2 separate regions of the Homo sapiens genome follow, and region 1 is linked to region 2. A link is a contact called in ENCODE Hi-C or POLR2A ChIA-PET data. All regions are on one chromosome and are shown on one strand. Each heading gives the region's core, a stretch centred on a gene start or an enhancer-like site at or near the end of the contact. The rest is flanking DNA. Distances are from core to core; before and after follow the strand shown.

What was found. Hi-C counts contacts between places; a loop is a spot of excess contacts on that map. ChIA-PET counts read pairs that join two places held with the same protein, here RNA polymerase II (POLR2A). Pooled maps may share reads with other maps.
Region 1: a map of ascending aorta shows a loop between it and region 2 (2.6-fold over the local background). The contact joins two enhancer-like sites. A Hi-C loop is called at or near these places in 12 of 168 maps with a recorded cell type or tissue (Right ventricle myocardium inferior, aorta, ascending aorta and 8 more) and 12 of 50 pooled maps. POLR2A ChIA-PET finds 5 or more read pairs at or near these places in 1 of 52 experiments (activated T-cell).

What each region holds. Positions count from the first base shown.
Region 1 is chr10:13,886,149-13,892,982 of GRCh38, forward strand. All of the region lies in intron 2 of FRMD4A (FERM domain containing 4A), which reads right to left. Among named protein-coding and RNA genes, the nearest start is that of FRMD4A-AS2, 100 kb to the right of the region's middle. RefSeq lists an enhancer at 1,032-1,161. Within about 2 kb of position 4,608, at least 19 of the 41 ENCODE cell types and tissues checked have a DNase peak (open chromatin) inside an H3K27ac peak, as active enhancers do; they include ascending aorta and heart right ventricle, where a contact is called at or near this core.
Region 2 is chr10:13,834,264-13,841,709 of GRCh38, forward strand. The region is part of intron 3 of FRMD4A (FERM domain containing 4A); the gene reads right to left. Among named protein-coding and RNA genes, the nearest start is that of FRMD4A-AS2, 150 kb to the right of the region's middle. Within about 2 kb of position 3,133, at least 10 of the 41 ENCODE cell types and tissues checked have a DNase peak (open chromatin) inside an H3K27ac peak, as active enhancers do; they include ascending aorta and heart right ventricle, where a contact is called at or near this core.

The DNA of each region.
Region 1 (6,834 bases), core at 3,358-5,857, 53 kb after region 2:
CACAGCCTGGCAACTCGCCGATTATTATTTCCATTCCCTGTGATGCATTATCAATCTAATTCCCCATTACCTGCCGTTTTTGTTTTTTTTCCCATGCGTTCCCCATACAGCAAGGACAAAGAAAGGCAAAAACCCTGCAAAGAAGGCTGCATCACCAATGAACAGGCTAATCCCACAGGAAATTGTGGAGTGGTAGCTTCAAGTGTGCAGGGAGAGGTTTTGGCTAATTTGAAGTGCAAAATATCATTAAAAGGTTTGGGATTCTGCATTAGGACCAGGACTCCGGACTTTAAGGTTGGTAATGCATTACTAACTGAGGAAGAGGGGCCATACCACAGCACAGACTAAGAAAAGTTTTGACACAGGTGGGCCTAACAAGCGACACTGTGCTTTAGACCACTGGGGTTTTCCAGATTTCTTTCTTTTTTTTCCTTTATTTTTATTTTTTTAGAGACAGGTTCTCCCTCTGTTGCCCAGGCTGGAGCGCAATGGTGCAATCATAGCTCACTGTAACCTCCAACTCCTGAACTCAAACAATCCTCCCATTTTAGCCTCCTGGAGCAGCTGGGAACACAGGCACACGCCACCATGCTTGGCTGGTTTTTCAGGTTTCTGAAGTCTAAACAGATCCATGTTGGAGTGCGGTCTGCTACACTCACTCAGCGATTTGCTTATACAACCAGGGTCCGGGGAGTGCTCAACATGAGCAGCGAGTTAATGTAGTGAGTGTATGCAAGCAAAACATACGCAGTAGCCACGGATTGGCAAATAATTGCTAAGAAGGCAGGAGCAAAAAGGAACATGTGAATGTAAGTCAGAGTTTGGGGCAAAGGGTATGGATGTACCAATGCTCCTGACCACAGACAACACGTTTCTTCTTGTATTGCATCATTGAATGGCTGGAGCTCTACCTTTAAAACAAAAAGCCAGAAAACATCACACAGTGTAGAGATCGCCCTTCCTAACAAGCTAGAGCCTACAAGGAACTTCTCTGAATTAGAATTAATTATGCTGGTACATCTGTAGAGAGGTTTTGATTTGACTCAAACTGAGACTACCACTCATTTCTTCTTGATTATTTGGTAGTAATAAGGCCCCTGAACTGAACCGGATCCCCCATAGTCCTCTATTACTTTCCAACAACTGTGACTTTTATTCTTAGCAGTGACTTCCATCTTCAAGTGGAAGATGAACAATGTTTCTCTTTGGGAGGAAAATGCCCAATTTCCACTGATACAGTTAAGAACTGAGGCCGGGGGCGGTGGCTCACGCCTGTAATCCCAGCACTTTGGGAGGCTGAGGTGGGCGGATCACATGGTGAGGAGATCGAGACCATACTGGCCAACATGGTGAAACCCCGTCTCTACTAAAAATACAAAAATTAGCTGGGCGTAGTGGCACGTGCCTGTATTCCCAGCTACTTGGGAGGCTGAGGCAGGGTGGCAGAGGTTGCCGTGAGCCGAGATTGCACCACTGCACTCCAGCCTGGTGACAGAGCAAGACTCCATCTGAAAACAAAACAAAACCAAAACAAAAAACAAACATAACTGAACGCACACACACACTCATTAGCCCCCCAAATAAGCATTAGTGCAATGTACTAAACAGTAGCACCAGCTCTGACCATCTTCTGTAAACGTAAGAGAGGAACAGTGATAGGGATTTTTAAAATAATGCCACTGGTGGTAGAGCTGGTTACTTCCAATGTAAGGGTGTGTCTAAATTATTCCTTATAAGAGAAGGATGTGCTGATTCCATGAGACAACGGAAAGGGTGGCAGCTGATGGATTTAGGGAACTAAAATGAAACTGCTGTGAAGAGAATTTTTGATAAGCTGGATTTATGCTGATTCAGAAAACTTTTTGCAGAAGAGAGCATTGAAACCGTCTGGCCTTTGTGTGCAATCGTGACTCCAAAGCCCAAAGTTCCAAGAGCTATTGTACCAACTCTGGAGATGAAATTTTCTGGGAAAAACAACAACTAAAAATGGAAAATACTACTGATGTACTTCAGTCTGATTATGGCTGGAATGAACACCTCAAGATAAAATCCAGCACGCCCTTCCCCACAAGATCAGATTTTTTAGCAGCCACTTTTCCAAGATTCTCTGACTCTGATTTTGCTATTGGAGGAAAAACCCAAATATCTACATACCCTCCACAATTGATGCAATGATCCCTTTTCTTCCTTTTCTTACATCAATGCCTAACTTTTCAGAGACATCCAACATCTTTTTGTTGTTGTTCCTTTCATGACATTTCCAGAGAGAAACGGACAGCGCAGAATCAGAAATGGGTAAGGTGGGGTGAACCGATAAAAATGCAGTGTCCTGGGGAGGTCATGAGGGCACATGGGCCTGAGTTACTTGCTGATTCTATTAAGGTAAGAGAACTCCTGTTTTAGCTCAAGGGGAATATAGTTTTTAGGGTTTAGACTGAGGAATCATTAGAAGATCATTACCCTATTGCTTTCTTATGAGGTCCCAGAAATTGCTTCTAAGATGCTGAGATTTTGCACAACAAATAAACCAAAAAAGAGAAATTCTGCCACAAATGTTATCATATCAGGTGCTACCCCAAAAATAAGACATATGAATTGAAGTTACTCCTGACACTGGACTCAGACATTCTAATACTCTGTGGAGAGTAGTTTAAAAGAACTTCAAAAGCTGGTTAACTGTTAGCATGTCTATTTCTCATTTTGACATATTGAACTAGGAATTCTTCAAAAGTTATACTGTTCCTTTTCTTAAAATATGCAAAAATATCTAAGAACAAAGCTTTAGATTGTAAATTGCTCCATTATACTTTCATTCAGTATGATGCGTCAGGCTAAACGCAAGTCTTATGAGGGGTAAGTATATGGCTTGCTGGACACGTGAATTGAACTACAAGCATGCTGCACGCACGTGCGGATGCAAACACACACGCACCAGCATAAACAATGTAAACACAAGTGGTATATTCATGCAGTAAAGGCAGTAACGATCTTTGATGGTAGTCTCACCCAACACTTACTTAAAGACAAAGGTAGCCTGGCAAGTCCCCTCAATATGAGATCTCCTGAACCTTCCATATCCCTTTCTTTCACATCACAAACCAATCTCACTTTTTGCATCCACTCCTTAAGGTTGACTCAAGAGCTCTTTCCTTGGCAACTCTTGCATATCTGCTATTCCACAGAGCTCTCTCCCCAAGTTCCAGAACCAAGCAAGGAGTCACTGGATGTCTTTCCCTTTGACCTCAGGCTATAACTTCGCTGTGACAATAACATCGAGAGCTGTGCACATCTGGGATGCTGTTCTCATGGATTATGAAATCAGCAACTCACTGAACCTCAAGGGGTCTCAGTTTCCCCAATGACGAGATCATGCTAATGGCACCAGCCACCTGCCAGGTTATCAGGGGACTTGATAACAATGTCTGCAAATTACAAAGAGAACCCGTGCCATAAATAACAAGTCTTATTAATAAAATTAGTTCAAGACAAGTGCCAAAAACAATATAGCAATAGCAGCGGCAGATCACACTTGGTCAGAACAAAAGAGGGTGGAGAGATTTTCTGATCCTTATTCCTACTAAAACAATTCCCCTTTAATGAAAGAATAAGAATTTAATTTTTTCTCCCTAAAACATTACTTCTACCCACACAACTTCATACACCAGTCATTACTTCTTTCTAACTTATCTGGAGGCAACATTGTATTCACTGGCTGGACAATATAGCGTTGATTTCAAAGCATGTCCAAATATTGCCTCCAATTAAATTAATTGCAGCTATTTAACTTCTCAGGACCAAGTGGATTCAAACCTATTTGTCACACGACCCTCATTCCTGCTGTGCCCTAAATAAACCCAAACTTCCTTTGCAACAGAATGGATCTAACAGAAGACAGTGTACAAACTGGATCATCTCCTAACCTTCTAGGTTGCAAGAGACAAGTAACACTTTGAGAACCAAACCAGATTTCTGTTGATTTGAGGCTTTGGTCTTCTGGCCCTGTCCAAGTCCAAGTCACACTCAAACATAAATGGGGCTTAATGCTACGAATGGGCTTGATACAATTTAAAGACCAAAAACAAAACAATGAAATGTGTCTTCCTCTCCCTGACTGCTGCCCCCAATGCAAAAGCACTTTGCTGCACATTTGAAGGACGGCATACCCAGCTAAGTTTCATGAAGTCTAAGGGACAGGTTACTGTATCCAGTTCCTAAGGTACTTCCCCAGGGTCAGCAGTGGCTTCCCAGGATGAAGTCAGCAGTTTGTCCCGGGCTCTCTGAGCGGTGCTTTCCCACAGATCAGTGATGCTGTTGGAAAAGGACGACTTACGGATGCAGAGGTGGAAGGGGGGTACCAGCAGCTGAACCCTCAATCAGGTCCAGGCAGATGTATTCCCGATAGAACAGGCTGTCACCACTGACCAGCTCAGACTTAGAAATGTGCCTGTCTAGGTTTTCAGAGCAACCCCTTTCATCACTATCTGTGAGGAGGATTCGAACTGAAAGAAGCCAGAAACAGCAGTAGCAGCGTCTCCACTGGGATGCTCCATTCATAGGGGAGCCAGAGCCGCATCCATTCATGGTGGGGTCAGGGAGTCCTTTGCGGGCATTGGTTCTCGTTTCTCAGCAAGCTGCACTTCCCGGGGGGCTGGCATGGCTGCATCGTTCAGAATGAGGATGTCTATTAAGAAGCCGTCGCCAGAGCTATTATTAGCACAGCCATCCCTTGGAAATTTCGCAGAATACGCCTGAATGTACGAACAGTTACTCTGCTAACAGGGTACTGGAGAAAAAGGCACCAAGTCGCTCGTTACGCACAGGCAGCCCACGCAGCTTTCTCGGTGCAGCACCGGGAATCTTTTCTGAATTCAACGTGCACCAACATTTGAGCAGCTGCCTCCAATATAGAAGCACTGCATTTAGCCAATTTTAAATGAGCACGTACTAAAGGGGGTTCCCTTCTGTTCTCCTCCCCTTCCGAGCGTCCGTTTTCTCTGCATCAAACTTGCTGCAGCCATTTGGAACGTAAAAAGCAGTCCATCTTAGCAGCCCCGGGCACCGGCGATCGGCTGCTGGCCCCCGCCACCCTTGTCTGAAACGCCCTGTCCTGCACCCAAAGGAAAGGGCTCCCCTGGCACTCTCAGAAAATGGTTTTAAAAAAAGCCTACACAGCTCTGCCTAAAGCCATGTCCTTTCCTATCTCCCCGGGTAGATTCAGACAGCGTGGGACTGAGGTGCCCAAGGAAAGTAGGTGTGTGTGTGCCGAGGGGAGGGTTGCAGAAGAAAGCACAGTATGTGCCCCACGTGGGATTTGCATTTAAAAACTGTAACATACGCGAAATAAACGACTCCAGGCCCCCAGTAAAGAAGCAGCGGCGCGTCCCTTTTCCCCGGCCCAGCGTGAAAACACGGAAGGCGAAGGGCTGCCGTCAGTCGCCTCCCTGCCACCGCGACCGGGAAACAAAGACACATTACCTTTTATTTTTTGCGCTTCCAAGGGATCCGAGGAACTTCTGGCTGCAAGCGGCTGGTACCCCGGAACGGGCGTCCCATTCGCCCGGGCGAAGGCCCTTGGCCTACTAGGCGGCCTTGGCGCCCGCAGCTGGCGAGCCCCCGCCCCGTCCCCGCCGCCGCCCCCGCCGCGGGCCCTCGGCGTCAGCCCATAGCCCGCTCGCGCCTCTCGCGCCGAGCCTGGCCCGGCGCCAGTGAGCCCCGCCGCCGGCCCGCCCCTCGCCCGCGCCCGGCCCGCCGCATGGTGCGCCCAGCGCGCCCCGAGCCAGTCCCCGGCGCGCTGCTAGGTCGGGTGCTAGGCGGCCACCGCGCGCCACCGCCGCCGCCACCGCCCGCCGCCCGATCCTGGACAACAATGCGCGCCCCCGCCCCCCCAGAAAGCCAGGGACGCCCCCAGTCGCCGCCAGAGCTGGCTCGGCTTCCCAGCCCCTCTCCGTGGCACCCGCAGGCGAGACAAAGTTCGCTCCCGGTGAGGCTGCGCGCGTCCAAAGCGTGCGGGATGCCCAGCACGGAGGTCCCCAAGCGGGGGACCCCTGGCTCCCCCACAAAACCCACCCAAAGCCACCGCTCGAGGCCCTCTCCTACCCTGAGAGCCCGGAGACAGCAGCTCCCTTGGCTGAAGGCACAGCTCTTACCCCTCGATCTAGTCCAATTGTATTGAATTTTAATCTCCCCTCAACTCTTCAATGGAAGTTGCTGCAGGATAACCGAGGCATGTGGCTATTGTCAAGGCTTCGCGACAATGACTGGGAGAGGGAGACTTCCATTGCGAGAGACCCGGGGTAGGAAAACGGGCTGACACGTTGTCTTTCCAAAAAAGAGAAACAAACTCTGGGAAGATTCCCCACCAAGAACAATAACTCAATTCACAGGGTATGTCTAAATGTTTATTGCTTGAGGAGCTCAATTTGCTCTTAGACACATTTTTTTTCATGAATTGTCAAAACACGGTGATAAAATAAAAGGGGATGCTGGCAAGAGCCTCCACTTAGCAAAAGCCGACTTGTTTCTGGGTAAAGTCTTTCTCTAGAATTTCCAACCTGCACCCATCCACTCTTCAGGGGAGAGACTGGTTTTCCTCCCACCATGGTTGATCTAGTACTTGGTAGATCTAGAAACATCATTTTCCGGAGACCGGTAGGCTCTGAGGACTTACAAACTTCGTAATAAAAAGAAATCACTCACATCCTGTCTTCCAACTGACTGAAAATTATACCTTTTTCCAGTCACAGGTCCTGTGTTGTTTTCTAAACAACACTGGTAAAAATTTTCAACAGTTCAAAAGGCCTCACCATCAATAGAAAGGGAATTGGGCATACAGTT
Region 2 (7,446 bases), core at 1,883-4,382:
AGAAAACAACAACAACAACAAAACAAAACAAAAACCACCACCAACAACAAAACAAAACAAAACCAAACCAAAAAAACAAGCAGCCAGGCAGCCTAACCAGTTCTCCTAAGAAACCGGTCTCTGGACACAAATTAGTCCCGTCTTCCCTAAAATAAAACCCGGCCTGCAGACATGAGCACAGTCCTTTGTGCTCTTCTCCAGGAGGGAGAAAAATGGTGAGATATCAAGCCCCTTCCCCCGGAGGCTTCTTGGAGTTCCTCTAAGTATTAATCTCTGAATAGTCAAAGGATACCAGAATTTGAAAGCCTGACGTTAGAAAGAAAACTTTTGAAGAACTGACTTCATCCCTCGGGGCAGAGGGAAGACGAAATTGATGCGTCTGAAATTTCTGGTCCAGAGAGTCATCTTCAGCATTACAAAGCACGTCAGGAGAACAAGGCACGGGGCTCCACAGGGGGTGAACAGGGAACTGAGACCAGCCTGTGTTGCCATGGGACACATTTCCAGGAAGGCTATTAACAGTGGGTGATTTAAATGAGCGAGAGACAGAGGCACATGGCTTTTTAAGCTGACAGGGTTAACATTTCCCCTCTTGACTACACAAGACCTCATTCTTACCTCCGAAATTCTTCTCTGCCCAGTTTTTCCCTTTGTCCCACTTTAGCAAATGGACTTCCAGACAATCAGATAATTCCCCGTGATAGCAGCGTGCACGGAAAACATGTCATGATGATATCATCTATCTAAGACCCAAGAGTGAGGCTGCCAGGGGGTGGCCGGAGATGGAGGTCATTAGGATGCATAGAAAGAAATATGCTTTCTTATCCTTTTCAAAATGCATTCATTCAGCACAGCGGCAAGTGTAATGGTTAAGAGGAGGGCTTTGATGGCCGCCGAACTTGGCTTTGAGCCCAGTTACTTCACTCGTGGAGCTGTGTGAACCTCAGCAACCTACTTAACTCTTTGTGCCTCAGTTTCCTCAACAGTAGCATGGAGATAACAACAGTTTATCCTACGGTTGTCCTCAAGAATTAGTGAAAACTTACAAGGGTAATGGTTGTATGCCTGGCATGTAAACAGTCATCATTTTATATGTGGTTATATACCTTTACATATAGTTCTATAGTCCTTATATATTATTACTGGAATCTACAACCCCCAGGGCCACGGACCAGTACAGGAACCGGGCTCCACAGCAGGCGGTGAGTCGCAGGAGAGTGAGTGAAGCTTCATCTGTATTTATAGCAGCTCCCCATCGCGCATTATTGCCTGAGTTCCACCTCCCTTCAGATCAGTGGTGGCATTAGATACTCATAGGAGTATGAACCCTATTGTGAACTGTGCATGCGAGCTATCTGGGTTGTGTGCTCCATCAGGTGTCTAATGCCTGATGATGTGTCACTGTCTCCCATCACCCCCAGATGGGACAGTCTAGTTGCAAGAAAATAAGTTCAGGGCTCCCACTGATAGGACATTATGGTAAGTTGTAGAATTATTTCATTAGATACTACAATATAATAATAGAAATAAAGTGCACAAGAAATGTAATGTGCTTGAATCATCCCCAAACCATCCCCCTCCCCCTTTCACCAGTCTGGAAAAATTGTCTTCCTTCAAACAGGTCCCTGGTGCCAAAAAGGTTGGGGACCATTGTATTATTATTTTTATTCATTAATTCACTAAGTATTTAGAGAGTGTCTACTATGAGCCTGGCACTAAACACTTCAGCAGAGAATTCAAGATTTTGTTTTTGAGATGGAGTCTTACTCTGTTGCCCAGGCTGGAGTGCAGTGGCACGATCTCAGCTCACTGCAGCCTCTGCCTCCCGGGTTCAAGGGATTCTCCTGCTTCAGCCTCCTGAGTAGCTGGGACTACACGTGTGAGCTACCACACCTGGCTAATTTCTGTATTTGTAGTAGAGACGGGGTTTTGCCATGTTGGCCAGGCTGGTCTTGAACTCCTGACCTCAGGTGATCCACCTGCTTTGGCCTCCCAAAGTGCTGGGATTACAGGTGTGAGCCAAAGCACCGGGCCAGGATTTTGGTTATTCTTTAAGGGATGGACATCAGTCTGTCTTGGAAGAAACTCTCATAGCACTCATCTGACATTTTGGTCACACCACAGCCCAAAGCATTTTTATGTCATTTCCTTGATCTTGGTAGTTTTCCTGGGAAGGAAAAAGAGGTGGTACAGAAATTGACAATTCTTTGGGGGGCGCGGGGAGGAAACAGAGAAACAGAAATGCGAAGTGGCTTGTTTGGAGCCACCCGTTACCCCTAGTAGAGCTGGAATAGGTCTCACATGGTCTTGACAGAGCCAGTTATAGCACTTCCCAGAGTGTTAATTACATCGGGTCCTTGTTCCTCCACAACTGAAGAAGTCACATACCCCAAAATGAGTTTGTGGCCCAGGAGGGAGGGTTTTTCATGGCAAGGAGGGCCTGGAAAGACTGACTAACCAGGGGTCTTCACTCCAGGGTTCCTCAGTGGTTCTTTTTTTTTTTTTTTTTTTTGAGACGGAGTCTCGCTCTGTCGCCAAGGCTGGAGTGCAGTGGCACGATCTGGGCTCACTGCAAGCTCTGCCTCCTGGGTTCACGCCATTCTCCTGCCTCAGCCTCCCCAGTAGCTGGGACTACAGGCACCCGCCACCACGCCCGGCTAATTTTTTGTATTTTTAGTAGAGACGGGGTTTCACCGTGTTAGCCAGGACGGTCTCGAGCTCCTGACCTCATGATCTGCCTGCCTCAGCCTCTCAAAGTGCTGGGATTACAGGCATGAGCCACCGCACCCGGCCGGTTCCTCAGTGGTTCTTAAGCAAATGTGCCCACATCTCACATGGGAACACATGGTGAGGATGGTGAGGCATTTCCCAAACTTACTTGACGCAGACCCCTCTCCAGCACATTTTTGGAAATACTGGCTCCAGAAATGCTTTCCTCAAGGGGGTTGCTCTTTGAGACAACCACCCAAAATTACAAATACCAGTTTAAACTGCCCTAACTGCTGCCTTTCTCCCTCCCTTAATATGGTCAGTGAGCTGCAAAGAAACTTCTCCCAAAGCCTACTGGGCCGAGCCCAGCAAGGTTCAGGGGCCCTGACACTTGGATTCTGGAGTCCTGATTGGGCCTCGAGTGCTGGCCTCTCCCATGACAAGCCCTGAGAAGCCAAGAATTCCAGCCAAGATTCCTGACCTTGTTTAATGAAACTGTTTAGAGCTTTCCACAGATCAGAAAGCTGGCAGTGGGGAGACTACAGCAGTTACAAAAGATCACGGGGTCACATTTGCAGCCACTGTACTTTTTCTAACAGTTGGCCAGATGAGGCAGCTTCTAATTTCTTATCCACTCAGGCAATGTCATTACTCAAGGTCCATCTCATCTCTTTGTGGGCACCAGTATGTTCACAGGTACACTGACTGACAGTGCAACCTTGCATTCAACAAGAAGATGTGAATATTGTACCATCATGCACTACGCCCAGCTTTCCTCCATCCAATCCCAATCCCACTCCTCTTCTGCAAGTTGTACCCTTAACACACACATCTCTGGTTGCACAGAACTGTTGGGTTCGATATTTTCTATCTTCCCTTCATTTCCTCACTCTCTTCTTCCTGCTTCCTGTTCTGATGACATGACAGCAATCAGGAATCTGGTGGCTACTATGGTGACCTGCCCAATGAAGACCTCTTAAGGGGATGGAGGAAGAAAGCAGGCTTAGCTCTTCTAGAACCTTCCTTTCCATGAAAAACAGGGCACACCTTTTCTTCTCTAATCATCTCCCTATTTAACACATCACAGGAAAGATTGCTGAATTACAACGTGCTATCTCTTTATTTAGTTATTTAGAGGTAGGATCTTGCTCTGTTGCCCAGGCCTGAGTGCAGTGGCGTGATCATAGCTCACTGAAGCCTCTACCTCCTGGGCTCAAGCCATCCTGCCTCAGGCTTCCCAGTAGCTGGGACTACAGACGTGCACCACCATGCAGAGCTAATTTTTTTTTTTTTTTTTTTTTTTAGAAATGGGGATCTCCCTGTGTTGCCCAGGCTGTTCACAAACTCATGGGCCTAAATGATCCTCCTGCCTTGCCCTCCCAATGTGTTGGGATTACAGGCATGAACTACCACGCCCAGCCACAATGTGCCATTTATGATCTCCTTTTGTAAACTTGTCTCTTGCTGCTCTGCTTCTCAGTTTGTTGCATTGCTTCCTCTCTGTTCTGTTTTCTTCCCCCTCCCTCCCTTTTTTTTTTGAGATTGAGTCTCGCTCTGTTGCCCAGGCTGGAGTGTAGTGGCACGATCTTGCCCCACTGCAACCTCTGCCTCATGGGTTCAAGCAATTCTGGTGCCTCAGCCTCCCAAGTAGCTGGGATTACAGGCATGTGCCACCACGCCCAGCTAATTGTTGTATTTTTAGTAGAGACGGGGTTTCACCATGTTGGCCAGGCTAGCCTCAAACTTCTAACCTCAAGTGATACGCCTGCCTCAGCCTCCCAAAGTGCTGAGATTACAGGCGTGAGCCACCGCGCCTGCCTATGTTCTGTTTGCTACATACCTTACAATATGGACCTTAGACTGTAAGTTCCTGGGAGATGGGGACATTGCCCGTTTTCTTTATTATACAGTCTAAAATACTGACCTTAACCAGGACATTGAATAAAAACCATCCAATGATGATTAAGATAAATGCAATGATTAATATGACTTTAGGGCTTGGCTGGAAGAATAATTTCCTTTTTTTTTTTTTTTTTTTTTTAGAGATAGGGTCTTGCTCTGTCACTCAGGCTGGAGTACAGTGGTGGATCTTGGCTTACTACAGCCTTGAACTCTTGGGCTCAAGTGATCCTCCCACCTCAGTCTTCTTAGTAGCTGGTACTACAGGTGCATGCCACCACACCTAGCTAATTAAAATTTTTGTTTGTTTGTTTTTTAGAGATGGGGTCTTGCTGTCCTGCCCAGGCTGCTCTTGAACTCTTGGCCTTCAGCAATCCTCCCACCTTGGCCTCTCAAAGTTCTAGAATTACAGGTGTGAGCCACCACATCCAGCCAGGACCACCATTTCTAAAGGCATTTTGGGAAAATCACCATTTATTTAATTATCCACCTGAACAGGAGACTAAAGAAATTATAGTTTTTGAGAAAATGCTTTCTGAGTGATCCTCCTCTGTGGTCATCTCTGCCAACAGGATTCCTGCCATAAAACGTGCACCAGAGTAATGCAGAGGGCATCTGTAGATGTAGTTGTAAAGTCCTAAGGTTTTCACTGAGACCCCAGTTAAGTTGGCTTTGGGTACCATTGGCGTCCTCCTGTTTTCTTTCTCCTTTCAGCTTGTACAACACTGAGAGCTTAAGACACATGGACTTTTCCAGATTGCCACATGGTCATGTGAAAGACACACCGGCTCCAGGCTCAGCAAGCCAGGCCCACATCATAGCTCACGGCATACAGGCTCCTGGTTCAGGAAAGGAAGGGGGCCTTGAGCCACCAGCCATGTCCCGCAGTGCTTGAGATTGGGAGGAGTGGACTCCTAACACCAGAGTGATGACTCAGGTCTGAGCCGGCGTGTGCTGCCCCAGCTGGAGGCCCGACTTTCCCTGGAGAAACACTGAGCCTGCTGTCTTCAGAGCCAGAGCAGAGCAGACCATTCCTGTGAAGCATGGACTTCCCAGGTGCAGAAAGCAGAGGCCCATCCCAGGCAGCACAGTGTGTCCCTATAAAAATGACGGAGTGAGGCCCATGGCTGTCTCAGGATGCTCTGTGGTGGGTGGCTTTGCACACATTGCTGCCTTAATACCTCACAATTGCTTAAAGAGGTCATTTGCTCGAGGTCACTGTTAGGGACTGAACTATGTGCCTTCCTAAAATTCATTCCCAAAGTCCTTACTCCCAGCATACCTCAGAATGTGCTGTATTTGGAGATAGGATCTTTAGGAGGTAATTCAGGTTACATGAGGTCATATGGGTGGGACTGAGTCCTTATAGGACTGGGTCCTTCTGGGAAGGGGAAGAGAACCAGGGATACTCCAGTATACAGGAAAGGTCAAGTGAGGACACAGGGAGAAGGCGGATGTCCACAAGCCAAGGAGAGAGGCCTCAGGAGACACCAAACCTGCCGAGACTCTGATCCTGGACTTCTAGCCTCAAGAACTGTGAGAAATAAATGTTGGTGTTTAAGCCACCCAGTCTATGGGATTTTGTTCTGGCAGTAGGAGCTGCCTAATATGGTGACAGTTAAAAAGTGGTCTAAGGACCATGTGGGTTGGCTCATGTCTGTAATCCCAGCACTTTGGGAGGCCAAGGTGGGTGGATCACTTGAGGTCAGGAGTTCAAAACCAGTCTGGCCAACATGGTGAAACCCCGTCTCTACTAAAAATATGAAAATTAGCTGGTGTGGTGGCACATGCCTGTAATCCCAGCTATTAGGGACGCTGAGGCATGAGAATCGCTTGAACCCAGGGGGTGGAGGTTGCAGTGAGCTGAGATTGCACCACTGCACTCCAGTGTGGGCAAAAAGAGTGAGACTCTGTCTCAAAAAAAAAAAAAAAAAAAAAAAAAAAAAGTGGTCTAGGCCCAGGTGCAATGGCTCATGCCTATAATCCCAGCACTTTGGGAGGCCAAGGTGGGAGGATCACTTGAGCCAGGAGTTCGACACCAGCCTGAGCAACACAGTGAGACCTCATCTCTACAGAAAATAAAAGAATTAGACAGGCATGGTGGTGCATGTCTGCCGTCCAAGCTACTAGGGAGGCTGAGGTGGGAGGATGGCTTGAGCCCAGGAGGTTGAACCTGCAGTGAGCCGTGATCATGCCATTGCACTCCAGCCTGGGTGACAGAGTGAGACCCCCATCTAAATAAGTAAGTAGATGAAATTAAAAAGTGGTCTAATGTTACAGTTCATGCTTGGGAGTAGTAGAGACTTCATACATTAACTTTTGTCTTGTTTCAACAATCTCAGGCCAAGGTTTAAGATTCTGGATGCCTGCACCATTAGCTACTATTTTAAAATAAAGAATTTGACTGGCTTTTGTCCCTGATTTTGGGGAGACAGACAGGAAACCCTTGGAATTTCCTGAGTAATAGGATTATCTTTGTTATTCACGAACCCTTTGGATCACCCCTGAGTTTACGCTAACGAGAATGACTTGGAATGGGGACTGATCAGCAGAAAGACCAAACATGTGATTTGAGCCATGTGTGACCAGCTTGACCTCCTAACCTCTAGGGAGGAGAAGGAGACTGAAGATTGGGTCCAATCACATGGCCAAGGATTCAGTCAATCATGCCTACATAATGAAACCCCAATAAAAACTCAGGATGCTGAGACTCAGTGGAGCCTTCCCGTTGGTGAAAAGAATCAATGTGCCAGGAGAGTGTTGCACTGTAACTCCAGGAGGAGACAGCACAGATATTCTGCATGTGGGACCCTCCCAGGCCTTATCCAATATGTCTCC